2 separate regions of the Homo sapiens genome follow, and region 1 is linked to region 2. Evidence: chromatin contacts called from ENCODE Hi-C or POLR2A ChIA-PET data. All regions are on one chromosome and are shown on one strand. The core of a region is the stretch at or near the end of the contact, and the rest is flanking DNA. Distances in the headings are between cores, read along the strand shown.

What was found. Hi-C counts contacts between places; a loop is a spot of excess contacts on that map. ChIA-PET counts read pairs that join two places held with the same protein, here RNA polymerase II (POLR2A). Pooled maps may share reads with other maps.
Region 1: a pooled map shows a loop between it and region 2 (3-fold over the local background). The contact joins the enhancer-like site here to the promoter of HIBCH in region 2. A Hi-C loop is called at or near these places in 4 of 50 pooled maps. POLR2A ChIA-PET finds 5 or more read pairs at or near these places in 2 of 52 experiments (CD8-positive, alpha-beta T cell and OCI-LY7).

What each region holds. Positions count from the first base shown.
Region 1 is chr2:190,576,993-190,579,692 of GRCh38, forward strand. All of the region lies in intron 4 of NEMP2-DT (NEMP2 divergent transcript), which reads left to right. It also overlaps a transcript of NEMP2 not described here. Among named protein-coding and RNA genes, the nearest start is that of NEMP2-DT, 44 kb to the left of the region's middle. Within about 2 kb of position 1,384, at least 9 of the 41 ENCODE cell types and tissues checked have a DNase peak (open chromatin) inside an H3K27ac peak, as active enhancers do; they include CD8-positive, alpha-beta T cell, where a contact is called at or near this core.
Region 2 is chr2:190,318,463-190,321,162 of GRCh38, forward strand. HIBCH (3-hydroxyisobutyryl-CoA hydrolase) reads right to left here and starts at 1,364. Exons shown (of 14, transcript NM_014362.4): 1 at 1,254-1,364. The coding sequence starts at 1,288.

The DNA.
Region 1 (2,700 bases), core at 134-2,633, 260 kb after region 2:
ATATTATGCATAATACACTGGGCTGAGAACTGTGAGGGATACAATTTGGAAAGACAGGGCCCCTGGTCTTAAGATGCCATTGAAAAGCACAGACTGTGTTCGGGAATCAGTAAGTCCAGTGTGTAGATGACAGCGTTAGTGGGGAAAAATGGAATACAGAGTTGAAAGGTGTATTGGAGCCAGATTGTTAGGTTTTTGAATGCAAAATTTATATGTTAGGATGCTATTATTTGGAAAGTGGGGACTTACTCAATTTTTTTTAACATTAAAAGAAAATAATCAAATCTGTTTCTGGCTATTCACATTTTTTTGGTCCCATTGGTATCTTTTTTTAGATGGTACATTTTCAGTGAACAAAAACAGTATCTATTTCGCTTAATGTCCAGTGCAATGTCATAGATTATGTGTAATATTTAGGTTCACGTAAATAATGGCTGTTCTTAAAAATTCACATGTTCTTATTATGGAATGATTAAAGGACCCTCATTTTTCTTAATATTTATTTAGCTAAACTATCATCCTCCTCACCAAGGAATAACAAGAAAGCTGGGCAACTGTGGCAAATTATTTGCCCAAGAGGATCACTTTTAAACCCTAGTGAAGCTGGGAGCAGTGGCTCACACCTGTAATCCCAGCACTTTGGGAGGCTGAGGCGGGCAGATCACCTGAGGTCAGGAGTTCAAGACCGGCCTGGCCAACATAGTGAAACCCCACCTCTACTAAAAATACAAAAAGCCGGGTGTGATGGCGCATGCCTTTAGTCCCAGCTACTCAGGAGGCTGAGGCAGGAGAATCGCTTGAGCCTGGGAAGTGGAGGTTGCAGTGACCCGAGATTGCACCACTGCACTCCAGCCTGGGTGACAGAGTGAGACTCCATCTTAAAAACAAAAACAAAAACAAAAACAAAAAACTTAGTGAAGCTATCAGGTATTGGAGAGCATGGAAATGCTATAAACCAATACATTCTATATTTTATTGATACAGCATTTTTTCAATGTTTTGTCTACAGACAGATCCCAGGGGATTAACATATATTTAAATTACCTAACTTTCCAGTTGGACATAAACAATCTTATCCTTCTCTTTCATTGTCCTTTATATCTTCTGTGGGGTCTCCTGGGCTTGTGTAACTTGTCATAATGGACAGGATGTGAGGGATGCTACCACAGACAGACACCATATTGTAAATCTGAAGAATGGACAGAGGAAAACTTGCAACAGAATTAGAGGAAAGAAGAAATGATGGTGACTATTGCAAAGCCTGGAATGGTTCCCTTGGGAATTTAAGGAGGGAAAACAAGAGTTTCTGTAGTTTCCAGAAATAGAACTGCCTGCCAGCTTCCTTCCATCCTCCCTCTTAGCCTAGCTGCAGGAGAAGAACAGGCAGGCACATGCAGGCTGATGACTTTCCTGCTTGTGACAGCTCCAGATTACAAATGTGCAGAACAAGATTACAGTGCCAGCATTCCCAGGCCCAGGGAGCAAAGGCAGGTGGGCCGGGATGAGGTGAAGGAATATTAAAATAAAATAAAATAAGTACGGGTGATAATGAAAAGAAGAGGAAGTGTGGGGTAGTATATATGGTGTTAAGATGCTAGGAGAAGACTGAGGGCATGAGACAGAAAGCCCTGTACTGCCTGGGCGTGTATCTGAGAGATATGTGGGTGTGTTTGCAGAGGAAGTTGTGGGGGCATGTGTGTGTGCAGAATGTGTGTTAGGGAGGGGTTTTATTGGTATAGGAGTGGGAGGGTGTGTACAGCAGGGTGTGGAGTGCAGGGGTGGAGGGAAAAAAAAAGCGGAGGGAGGGAGGACTTTTATGGAGTGCCAGGAACACCCATTTCACAAAGGAAAATTGCCAGCTGCCAGCAAGTCAAATCTCCTTTGTGGGAACGGATCAGCTCCCCACAGTGGATTCTGGCCTCTGATCTGACCCCAGGATGTTTGCCAGATATTTGACCCCTGAAGGGAGGGACACAGTTTCTGGATTTTTACCACACCCTGATGCGTGCTCTTTCCCAGGGACTGATGTGTTTGCTTATATATTATCATAGTGTTGGTCACAGGGCAGCATTGTTTGGCAGACAGTCTAGTGAATAGAACTGTAAGTTAGAAATAAATACTTTCCAGTCTTGGTTTGTGTGTGTGTGTCCTTTTTGATGGCCTTTGAAACCCTACGATAGTACTTCTGTGCCTTGGTTCCCAATTTTTCTAGTAACAAGAAAGAAAACATCAGCTAGATAAGGAAATATAGTGTAGAATTAATAACTGCAATGAATACATAATTTTAAAGACACATGGGTGACAGATTTTAATCTAGTATGAGAAATAACTTCTACTAATTAGAATTGTTCAAAACTAGGAGAGGTTAGCATAAAATGTGATATGTGTCATATTATTCTACATATTCAAGTGGAGCGAAGATGACCAGTTGTAGGGTGTTTAGGGGGAATTCCAGCAGCAAATAACAGTATACTTAAGATGCCCGAAGAATTATGCAAAAACTCTGAGATGTTATGATTCTAGGACTATAGTGTGCTTAAGTAATACAGAATTATCTTGAATATTTAAGTGTTATAAATATGAAATAATCAATACACAAAATGACCAAGGAACAAAATGTCCACTGCATGATTAGCACCTTTATTGGGCAACCAAGATGTATGGCATATAAATGCAGAAATAACTTGGGGCCCAAGTCTT
Region 2 (2,700 bases), core at 114-2,613:
GGGTATTGTGGACTGGACCATCTTGGCCTCTGCTTTCTAGGATAATACCCACTTCAGGGCTGAGTCTGGAAAAGGCATCTCAGATCAAAGCCCCCAAAATGGTCCTGGCCTCACCTACAGAGTACTGCATCTTGGAACGTGGGGTGGAAGAAAGCCAAGCTGAATTGTGGAAATGACAGATCCTTTCCTAAGTCAGCTAACTTTAACAAACATGTCTTTCCAGTTTGTTTCTCTATTTGCTATTTGCTGACAACACTGAAAAAGCGGCAGTAACGATTACGTGTACTGATTTTCTTAGCATTTACTAAATCTCTCCATGAGCTGGTGCAAGGACAACTAATTTTAAGGTATTAAAAAAACAAACAGAAAAGCAACTCTTAAATGTATAACAAAAATTTACTGAGAATTAGGTCTGTGGATACAGTGTTAGACATCTAGACACTTTCCCCTGAAACTATTCTTCTTAAGTCAAGGAAACACCTCCATCCCTTTTCAGGAAACCCAGAAGGCAAACTCTAAGGCTTAAAGAATCCAGTAATTTAAGTCGTCCTTATTTTAAAGAAATAAGGACGGTTCTCCCTTCAAGTGGGCGCAGCTGCTACCTGGTATGACAGTACAGGGCCAGGCAGTGGGCTGTTTAAGGCGCATGCAGCCTAAAGATGATGGCTACCAGATTTCCTAGGCTGAGCTCAAAGCGCAGTGAGGGGTACTTTCAAAAAGTTAAACAATGTTTGCAAACATGCTCCCCCATGCCACGTTAAATGTCCCTCAACACTAGCCTGAAAGTTCCAAATGCCTATACTGACGCTGCAGCCATGCAAGAAAGCTGAATAAAATCACACCACGGGCAGAGAGAGGTGCAGCAACTGGCAAAGCACCTGTGTGTGCTGGCTGCACAAAACATGCCGCACAGTTCCGCTAAGCTAAATCTGTCCGTGTCCCCAGACTGCACCCAACTTTTAAGAAAGGAAAGAAACTGAGGCCAAAAGAATTAAAGTCGTGTGGGGACAAGCCTGAATTAAGAGCCAGAGTGGCAGAAAACCAGAGTGCTGCTGCAAAGAAGATGCTAGAGGGAGAAAGGAAAGACAGGGACGGGGGCTGGGGCTTGGGGAGGGCCAAGGTTGGGGTCTCACAGCGGCGCCTCTGAGCGCGACTCGAAACTTCGAGGCCAGCAGTCTCCACCCCCGGCCCTTTTCCCACTGTGGCGAGTGCCGCTGAAGAGCCTGCCCTTGGCCCCTCGCTCTCTCACTCACCTCGACATGAGCCTCCACATCTCGCGCTGCCCCATCGCCAAACACTCCGAAGCTAAAGCAGCAGAGCGAGAATCTCCCGGACCGTTCCAGCGCCTCGCGTGAGCCCCGCCCACCGCCGTCCTGCGCCGCCGGGCACAGATGACAAGTCCTCCAGGAAGCCAGAGCGACCGTTTCCGCTACGCGACGGGGAAGGGCGGGGCAAGAACGACGCCTGGAGGAAATAGTTGAGGGAGAGGAAGGGATCGGGGACCGGGCCAGGGAGAAGGCGGAGAGCGAGCTGAGGCGGAGCGGGAAGAGGGAGGATAGAACGGACTAGGGCGGATTCGCAGGAAAGGAGATTGCCCTCTAGAGGCTGTCTTAGCCCAAAGCGCAACCTGTTGTCTAGGCTTGGCCTGCCAATTTGACCAGCAGGGACTGATGTGAAAGACTTTTCTGGAATTTTAGTAATTTTTTATTAAAACGTAAACTTAGTATTCTTTGAGACTCAAGTAGAGGAATTACAGTTGATAAAGGACATCGATGTAGTTTATTCATTCCTAACCCAATACAGCCGAATTCCTTTAATATTAGGATTGAGACATTTTCATTTTTCTTGGGAAAAGTTACAGATCTCCCACTCTTCCTCAAAGACACACAAGAGTTGTCTGATTAAGACATAATAGATATGTCTTCCCAACTAAAGTAAAAGTTGCTGTTATCAGTGGAAGCATAATTACATTCAGAAAGTAGCTTACTCTTAAATGAAACCAACATTTAACTCAACTACTAGGATCCACTGTTAAATTGAGGAAAACGTTCCTCCGCTTCCAGATCCACCCAGATGTGTAGCAGAAGACATTTCATCGCCACTATTAAGTATTGACACATTTATCAGAAAGAAGAAATCCGGTGACAAATTTCAGAGAGGACACATGAAAGGAGTTATTCTTAGTACCTTGATATTTAAAGAGATACACTGTTGAGACTTTGATCAAAAATTACGTTGCTAACCTAGGTCAAATGTAATAACCAAATGCCCACTGAGAAGAGGACAGACAACAGACATCACAGAAGGAACTCCTTACCTGCAATTTGGTTTTTAACTGGCTACAGGACATCACCATCTGACATCACCATCATGCCTCATTCACTGCGCACAGAAATGAACCATTCATCTGACCTAGCATGGTTTACTGGAAAAAGCATGGGCTTTCCTGTTAGTCAGACTGAGATTCAAATCTTCCTTGCCGCCCTAGCTTCATGTGTGTGAAACCTGAGTCTCACAAGGCCTCATCGTTAGAAGGGCCCTGTGCTTGTTTTAATGCTGTGCTATTAATAATTTTTGAACAAGGAAACACAAATTTTCATTTTACACTAGGCCTGCAAATTATGTAATCAGTCCTACCCCTAGCACACTAATAGTTTAATGACCTTGAACAAATTATATAGCTTTTCAGAACCTCCATTT